3 separate regions of the Mus musculus genome follow, and all the other regions are linked to region 3. The links are chromatin contacts, found by Hi-C or POLR2A ChIA-PET in ENCODE. All regions are on one chromosome and are shown on one strand. The core of a region is the stretch at or near the end of the contact, and the rest is flanking DNA. Distances in the headings are between cores, read along the strand shown.

Evidence for each region. Hi-C counts contacts between places; a loop is a spot of excess contacts on that map. ChIA-PET counts read pairs that join two places held with the same protein, here RNA polymerase II (POLR2A).
Region 1: a loop to region 3 is called in a map of T-helper 17 cell, with 2.2 times the contacts of the local background. The contact joins the promoter of Ap1g1 here to the promoter of Atxn1l in region 3. A Hi-C loop is called at or near these places in 3 of 37 maps with a recorded cell type or tissue (T-helper 17 cell, T-helper 2 cell and regulatory T cell). POLR2A ChIA-PET finds 5 or more read pairs at or near these places in 4 of 5 experiments (Patski and embryonic stem cell).
Region 2: a map of T-helper 2 cell shows a loop between it and region 3 (2.6-fold over the local background). The contact joins the promoter of Ist1 here to the promoter of Atxn1l in region 3. A Hi-C loop is called at or near these places in 1 of 37 maps with a recorded cell type or tissue (T-helper 2 cell). POLR2A ChIA-PET finds 5 or more read pairs at or near these places in 4 of 5 experiments (Patski and embryonic stem cell).

What each region holds. Positions count from the first base shown.
Region 1 is chr8:109,777,176-109,780,048 of GRCm38, reverse strand. It overlaps Ap1g1 (adaptor protein complex AP-1, gamma 1 subunit), which reads right to left and starts at 1,466. Exons shown (of 24, transcript NM_009677.6): 1 at 1,087-1,466.
Region 2 is chr8:109,691,958-109,694,657 of GRCm38, reverse strand. It overlaps Ist1 (increased sodium tolerance 1 homolog (yeast)), which reads left to right and starts at 1,364. Exons shown (of 10, transcript NM_028018.2): 1 at 1,364-1,474.
Region 3 is chr8:109,736,413-109,739,112 of GRCm38, reverse strand. It overlaps Atxn1l (ataxin 1-like), which reads left to right and starts at 1,333. Exons shown (of 4, transcript NM_001080930.2): 1 at 1,333-1,482.

The sequences.
Region 1 (2,873 bases), core at 217-2,716, 41 kb before region 3:
AGAAGTCAGCAGCGTTCATTACTATACAAACACCTGAGGGGTGCGGTCACTAAGAGACCATTCAGCTCGCTCTTCTGTTAACTAATCCCTATAGGAACCAAAAAAGTTATCTTCCTTTCTACCTACGTCAGATTATTATTCTCCAAGGGCAGCTTTCCATGCTCAAGCAAATATAACGCTAAAAGAAAAAAATAAATAAAAAGTATCAGTAAGTGCCCCAAAGCTCAGCTTTCAGAACAGAAAGAAATGCAGAAAGTTATTTTCACAGCTCCTTCGCACCCAAAGCCACTTGGCCTGCTTTAAACCCATTTGCTGCGGAAATACACCCTAGGGTGGTTCGACGGCTCTCCGACACCAAGCCCTAACTGGGAAGCAGAACCGACAGTTCCAGGCAATGAGGAAGAGCCTGAGAATTACTAGAAACCGACGTCCGCAGAACCGAGAGTTGGAGAGGAGAGTGAATAGTGCGGTCTCAGGTGAGTTCTTTAAAAGAAAAAGAGAAAGAAGAAGAAGGAAGAAGAAAAAAAAAAAAGCGAAAGTGTTTGGACCAGAAGTTAGTTGGAAGGTTAGAGGGAGGCGAGGCCGATGTCCGGCTTTCAGTGGACGGCACTGCAGGGACCAGGCAGAATTGCCCCTGCGTGGGAAATGCTCAGAGTTCTCAGATCTGACCCGAGTCCCCAACACAAGAACGCTGATACGTGGCTCCGAGAGGACACGCGGGGGTGGGGCCCGGCCCCGCTAAATCCTAAGCTCCCCGAACGGAGCGAGCTTTCAAAGGAGCCTCGCAGCCTGAGAAAGTCAATGGGTTCAAGGAGGCCTGCGGCGGCCAGACCACGCCAAGGGAAGAGGAAAGCGACCGCGCACGACAGCTCCGGCTCTGAAGCTCCCGAGGTCGGCCCTCAGGAAGTCCAAGCAAGCCCGGGGCTCCCGGGTCCCTCCTGACCCAAACCTGGGTCCTCCTCACCCCCCACCCCCCACAGGCTGAGCCCGGACCCCTGGGACTGACAGGAGGTTTCCGGCCAGACGCTCGCGGCTGCGGCAGAGCCCAAGAGCCGACCCGCCCTCGGTGCCGCGAGTGACACTCACCGGCCCGAAACCTCGAAGGAAACCAGCAGCTTCGGGGGCGGCGGCGGCAGTGGCAGCAGGAACCGAACATCCAAAATGGCGGCTCCCTCGGCCTCAGCACCGCGACTGCAGGCGGAGGGATCCCGGGCGAGGAGGGCGCCTCTACCTCACGCCTCGCGCTTCCCCGGGAGACGCCGCTCCCCGGCTCCCTCTCGCCGGCCGCCCCGCGTCCCTCCGACTGCAGCCCGTGCCGTCTCCCACCCCGGATGACCCGAGGACTCGGCCCCCGCCGAGGACTATTTGCCGAGGAGGAGGCGACTGCGCCGGGCAGAGCGACTCAAAGCGTAGCAAGGGTCGGGGCTGTCACTGATGACGCTCGACGCCGCTGCCGAGTCACCGCTGCGAGGAGTCTGAGCTAGCACGCTCCGGCCCGGCCCTGGAGCCGTCGCACTTTGGTTCCGTTCTGGGGGGAGGGGAAAACTGTGCAGCCAGGAAACGGTGGGGGTCACCTGAGGTGGGCGGAGCTCAGCGAGGGAGCTGGGGAAGGCGGAGAGGAGATGCAGGGGAAAGCGCATAGACATGGTGTGACCAGTTTTGTCCGAAAGGATTCCTAAGTGGTCCTCGTTGGCCAGAGGTTTCTGGTCAACATTAGAAACATGCTCCAAGTGGCTTTGGATTCTAGGGTTTTATGGTATCTTCAATTTTTTTTTTTTTTTTTTTTTTTTTTTTTTGCGAAAACAGGTAAAAAGATGAAACCTAAGAATGGATTCCAAGCACAGCACCACCGCCTTGTGCGGCAATCTCACCTACGATCCAGTCCCCTCCTGTGAGGGGAAAAAAGAATCTGGACAAATGTCAGCTAAAACTCTTCCAGAATAGCTTTTCCATCTATGATTGAATGAACTAATGACCTGAAGCAAAGAAAGTCTAACTAGACAGTTCCTGGCGTGATAAATAATTACTAACTTGTGACCCAAGTCTTTTCCATGTGAACCTAGAGATCCTTGATATCTTGGCCCATTTAAAGGAAAGGTGACCTACCTAGAATAAAATCTTTCCGATAGATTGACAACAAAGGTATCCCAGATGTGAATAAAACACAAGACTACACTGAATACCAAAGACCAGGAACTAAGCAAAAATCCTGAGTTTCAAATTTGAGTGTCATAAACAGGAAGTTGCATCTTTTAGACATTCGTTTTTCATGCAAGGATTTCAAAATACAGACGTTGAGCTGAGTAAGTCTAGCCATACAATTTTGACCTTGAATTTCTGGAGCATGCCAAGTGGCTGGAAAGAAAGGATACCAAGGGCACGATCAAATTTATTAAATATTGGTGTCATATTGATCATAAGGTACCATCGTATGTACAACCTAGCCCGCTAAGCAATCTCGTGAGTCAAAGTAAGTAACCAAAGTTTACAAATAATGAGATTTAAGACTTGAGAAAAACTACAACTGTCTCTCACAATGGAGTCTGCCTTAAGATGTCATCTTACACAGAAAATTCACCACACCCCATATACATATTCCAACCCATACCTACCGGTTTATAGAGCAGAATGCTTACGGAATTCAAATCCTCCTACCTTTCTTCGGGGCATCTGTACAGGGCAGCCCTAGGTACACCCTAAGACTAGAAGAACATCATAATGCTAGCACAGTGCAGATTACTTTGAGCCAGGCCTATGCATGAAACATGCCAAATTCACTGTGAAATTTCCGTAAAGGAAATCTTCAAGCAGAGATGCAAGGCAAAGGTAGCCAAGTTTTCCACATGGAAGATTAAAATAGTTTTTATGGGCCA
Region 2 (2,700 bases), core at 115-2,614, 44 kb after region 3:
AAAAAAAAGGATTGGTTAGTTTGAAACTGTATCTAAACAATGTCCACACACATTCGCACCTTCGGTTGGGTTGTCCCTAGGCACTTTAAATATGAACAACCTGCCCCTTAAGTGCTGCGATACTTTTCTATCATCGGAGCCAAACAACAGCCATCTTCAGGAATGTAGCTGTGCCCAAAGATCATCATATTTGAAGGAGGGGCCAAGAGGGTCTTGGAACCCTCACCTGGGTATGCCTGCAATCGATACCAGCTGTTGAACGTACTTCCGCCCTAATTACGTGTAGCCTGGGGAGGGGCTAGAGTGTGGGCTGGAGAGCAGTAGGGAAGTGGGCTCCATCCATGCCAGGAAGCCTTCATTTCTACTGGATACTTTCCAGTGCAAGCTTATTTGAAGGAGAGTGATTACTCACTTGCTTGTTAAGTGACTTGTCACCTATGGTCTGTAAATGAGCCCAATAAACTAATTTGTGCTTCAGGGGAAATTTTTCTATCATTGTACTTTGTTGTTGGGACTGTGTGTGTAGAAAGTGTTAGCCACAAATGTCATGATCTCATTGCAGAACTACAATTTTTCTATGCAAATATTTTGCTGGGGGAACGATCTGAACATTTTATGGGAACCAAATATTGTGTAATTCTAAGGTCCTAGTATCCTGGAGCTTTGAACAGCGGCACATGGTTACAAGCCAGTTATTTTCAATTCATATTATCCTCCCAAAGTAACCTGCAGTCCTCGTTTTACCACTGACCCAAGACAAGCCACAGTTTTGGTCTTGATAGCTGTGGCCTCATAGCAGGGCCAAGAGCCAGAGAACAGGAAGGCTCTTTCTCGCTTTCAAGCCCAGAAAAGCCTCTGAATACAGATACAAAATAAGAGCGAGAGTGGAGGCTGTGCAGAGTACATTAGTGAAGGTGCGGGGCGGACAGTGTCGGTGGAAAGAGAGGCGGTGGAGGAAAGTCGGCTCCACAGCGCTGAATCTCGCCCAACCATCCCTCCGAGGTCGGAGTCCCAGGACCGACCGACCGACCGACCGACCGACCGGTGAGCTAAGTGGGGAAGCCAGACTCCGCTCGGATCCGCGGGCGTTTGCGAGACAGTCTGCAGCCGGTTTTTCCAGGGGCTGGAAGAATCTGGAACAAGGGTACCGGGCACAGAATCCAGGAGAAGCCTCCACCCGCCCCGCCGCGCCCGGGGCAAATTGCAAGGCGCGCCCTTAGCAAATGACTCAACCCACTGCGTGACGTTAAGTGTCACAAGTCAGGTCCCACGCCTCCGCCGTGGGAAATAGTCCCTCGCTCCGCCCCTTGTTGTGTGCGCAGCCAATCCCTGCTAGGTAGGGCGTGGCTAACACCGCCCCCTTGGATTCCTCCGCTCGAGTCCGCGGTGGGGAGGTCGAGGGAGTCGCCATTTTGGATGCCGAGCGGCTCCTCGGAAGTCGGCTTCTTCCGTTTTCACGTCCGGATCCCTCCAGGTGAGCGTGCCCTCCTTAGACCTAAGCATCTTTGTCTCCCTCTTCCATCTACGTCCCGCTTTTACGGAACCCCAGCGTTAGTCTGTAGGACCGTGAGGACAAGCCGTCCGCGCCGTGTCAGCGGGGGAAGCCCTGGCAGTCGGGGTCAGGCCTGAGGTCGGGCTCCGGCCGTGGGAGGAGGTGGGACCGCCTAGACAGGTGCTGGCGTCGCTGTTGCCCCCGGCATGAGCCGGGCACTGAGGAGACACCCCTCTGCAGTGCGGTCGGGTCGGGACCCTGAGGGAGGCCTTGTCCCCACCGCCGCGGTTGCTGCGGGGTGAGTCAGACCAGGAGAGCCCGAGGGAGCGCTCCTCTTCCGGGTCCTGGGGTCAGGCGTGGCCCTCAGGACCTTGAACTTGAGCTAGGATGCGGACCGGACCAGGGCTGCGGCCGACTGATGTCAGGGGGAGGCTACGGGGGCTTATTGTGTACAGTCTGTTGTTGTTGAATGGCTCCCGGGAGGAGACTGTCATTTCTTTTGTTGTGCCTTCTTGGTGTTTGTTCTGGTTTTGTTTGTTTTTGTTTTTGTTTTTGTTTTTTTGTTCTTACGAGAACAAAACAGTATAATCCCTCCATCAAACAATCAACCTGTGTTTCATTGTTTCAGTCAGACTTTTCCATTTCCATATGCATGTCTTTTTCCAGCTTAGTAAAATATTAGTCGGTACATTTGTTAACATCTCACACCCTTCAAGGTTTTTTGACCTTCGTGGGGGAACTTCACCGCATCCTTGTGTTTAAGTCACGCGGCTTCTTAACATTTTCACTTGATAAAAACAATGCTTTCTTCCCCTGATTACTTTCGTAGCCTTTCTCTTTTTCTTCTTGTGCCTCTGGTTTCTAACAAGACCCGAGCCTCTAGAGTCCTTAAGTAGACTCTGATCCACTTAATTTAGGCTCTAATCGGGATCAGGTCCCAATTATATGTAACCTTTTGTGGTTTAAAGTGCCAACACTTCCCAAAACGAAGTGTAGTCTATGAAAATTATTTCATGTGGAACCCTTAAATTACTGATAACGAGGTTTCCTTTTTTTTTTCTTTAAATATTTATTTTATGTGTATGGTGTTTTGCCTAGACCCTTTATCTAGGGTCCCAGGCATATCTGCATCATGAGTGTGCTTGGTGCCTGTGGAGTTCAAAGAGGGTTTCAGATCCCCTGGAACTAGAGTTATTGGGCCGTTGTGA
Region 3 (2,700 bases), core at 84-2,583:
TTAGAACACAGCTGTCAGCGCCATCTTGTAACGGCGAATGTGGGCGCGGCTCCCAACACTTCTGTTTTCTCTCTCTCTCTCTCTCTCTCTCTTTTATATAAAACACGCATAATCACTTTTTCTGTATAAATGTAATCTGAACACAAGACCAACTATTGGCCAAATGTGGGGCTTGCCTGCTGTGGTGGTTTGAATGAGAAACTTCGATATAGGCTTAGATGTTTAACTCTTGGTGGCCAGTTAGTGGCACTATTAAGGTATGTATGGCCTTGTTAGAGTCCCTATGTCACTAGGGACCTGGCTTTGAGGCTCAGAGCCACAGGCAATTCCAGGTTCAGTCTCTCTGCTTTGTGCTTCTAAGTTCTAGATGTGACCCCCTCCTCTCTGCTCCAGCCTCTATGGCTGCTGCTCCCTGCCAAGCTTTCCCACCACAATGGACTCCTAACCCTCTCAAATGGAACCACAAACTCAAATCCTTCTGGCAGTTGCCTTGATTGTGTCTTATCCCAGCAACAGAAAAGAAACGAATGCACCAGTGATACCATCAACTTGAGAGATAGAGGCAGGACGGTTAAGAGTTCAAGTTCACCCTAAACTACACAGTGAGTTCAAAACCACTCTGAGCTACTTGTGACCCTGTCTCAAAAACAAATGAACAAATAAGAAAAAAAAAATCCTCCCCCTCCAATCAGCAACCTAAATCAGCCATTCATTTTTGTGTCTGCTTAAGCCAATCAAACTTTCATTCAAGTATTTAGTATGAACTGGCATTATATGGGTGACAATATTCCAAACCAGTAGCCAAGCCCTGTATTCACTAAGCCAACCTGCTTTCCACTGTAGTAAGAATCCCGTCCTTATTGCTCACCCACTCCCAGGTCTTCAGTACTTTTTCATCTTTTTCTAGGTCCTGCACAGGCACACTTTTTTTTTTTTTTTTTTTTTTTTTTGGCTGCCTCAGGCTATTTCTAACTTTACAAGGCTCTTGACCCTTGAAAAGGTCTGGGCCCAGCTCTCTCTCACCCTGACCCTACAATGACCCTTCCATCTTTCTACTCCAGTAAATTCTGGGGCATCATAAACAAGGCCCCAGGGATCTCCACTATCTGGACTTCTAGTGACAGCTTGTGAAAACTTCTCCAGGGAATCCAGGTCTGGGAGCTTTTTAAGGAAACATCACCTACTCCCTGGACCCATTCAGTGGGACAGGCGTTCATTTTCCCACCAAAGGGGGGCGCTGGGTACGATGGGCAGGCGGCCAGTTTCCTCCTGTGTAAGTAGGCGGCGCTCCCAGGCCAGGGTGACGTCATCTCTCCGCGTCGGGGGGGGGGCGGGATGCGCTCAACGCCATCTCCGGGCGCCCGGCTTGGGGGGGTGCCCGCTGGGTGTGGGGCGGCTCCGGGGCCGGGGATGGCGGCGGCCGCGGTGGCGGCGGCTCCGGGACGAGCGGGAGGAGTCCTGGGAGCTCCGTGAGATGGGCCGGTGAGTGTCGCCTGGAGCGGTGGCCGCTGGGATGGCCTGAGGCCAAGCAGGCCTGGGTTCGGAGCTCTAGTGGAAGGGCCCCCCTAGAAGCCCGTTGCCTCACCCCGGCCGCGGGCCCCCTAAACAGCGGGCAGAGCGAGCGAAAGAGGCCGTGCCTAGCCCCTCTAGATGCTGCTTTCCCGCCTGGCCCAGAAGGCGGCCTCAGGCCCTGATGCCCCGACGGGGTTGTCCCCGCGGGTCAGGATGTCCGAGTTCTCAGGGCGGGAAGGGGCCCCAAACAAGGAAGCGTCGCCAGCGGGGCCTGGCCTCACCTCCACGTCCGACCCCCTACCCCGACTAACCCTAAACGTAGACTCCCCCAGTTCAGGCCTGTACCCCTGTCGGAACAAGGATCATCAAAAGCCATCATCCCTGGTGTCTCTCCCTTTTTGCTGCTCCCTTTTTGTGGGGCGCACCTCTCCCTCAGTGAATTTGGGTCCCCCTCGGTGTGCAGTCTCTTGATTCCATTCCCTGCATGAAGAGGAGCTGCCTTCTCGGCTAGGTTGGCAGGTCTCTGGAATAGTTCCGTTGCCCCTTAGCTCAGGGCCACAAGTTGTGTCATTTCCCATGAGAAATTCTCCAAAGCTGCACCCTACACCCACACCCGGTTTCAGATTTTGAAGTGTTTTGCCTTGTGGGAACCTGGTGGGCAGGCTGAGCTTTCTTTTTGCCTCTTTCCGTCCTTTCATTATTTTGTGTTTGCTAACTCCTCGGTGACCCATAGACGGATTTTCCTTAGCTTTTTTTTTTTTTTTAGCTACAGAGGGCAAGCATCATTTTGGGGGATTAAGAAAATGAAAGAAAGCTGAGTGCTTTCAATTAAACGTTTGATGAAGAATGAGTGCGTGACTTGTACCCACTTGGTGATTTATTTGTGGCATTAGGAATCTGTTTTTCCACATTTCCATCTTTCGTGTACCCTTGAACCATGCCTATCTTAAGTAAACGTTGCCTTCAGTTGGATCGAGCTTGCAATATTCTGACTTTGACAGAACAGGTTCCTCGGTACTAGTCAATACTGCTAATCCAGTTGTTAGGACTTCGTTGGCCCCGGTTTTGGTTTTGGTTGTTTTCTTTTGAGAGGGTCTTATGGAGCTCAGGCTGACTTCTGACTTGCTAAATAATCGAATGTAGTTGGTGAGTACCTTGAACTCACGATCCTCTTCTTTCTACCTCAAA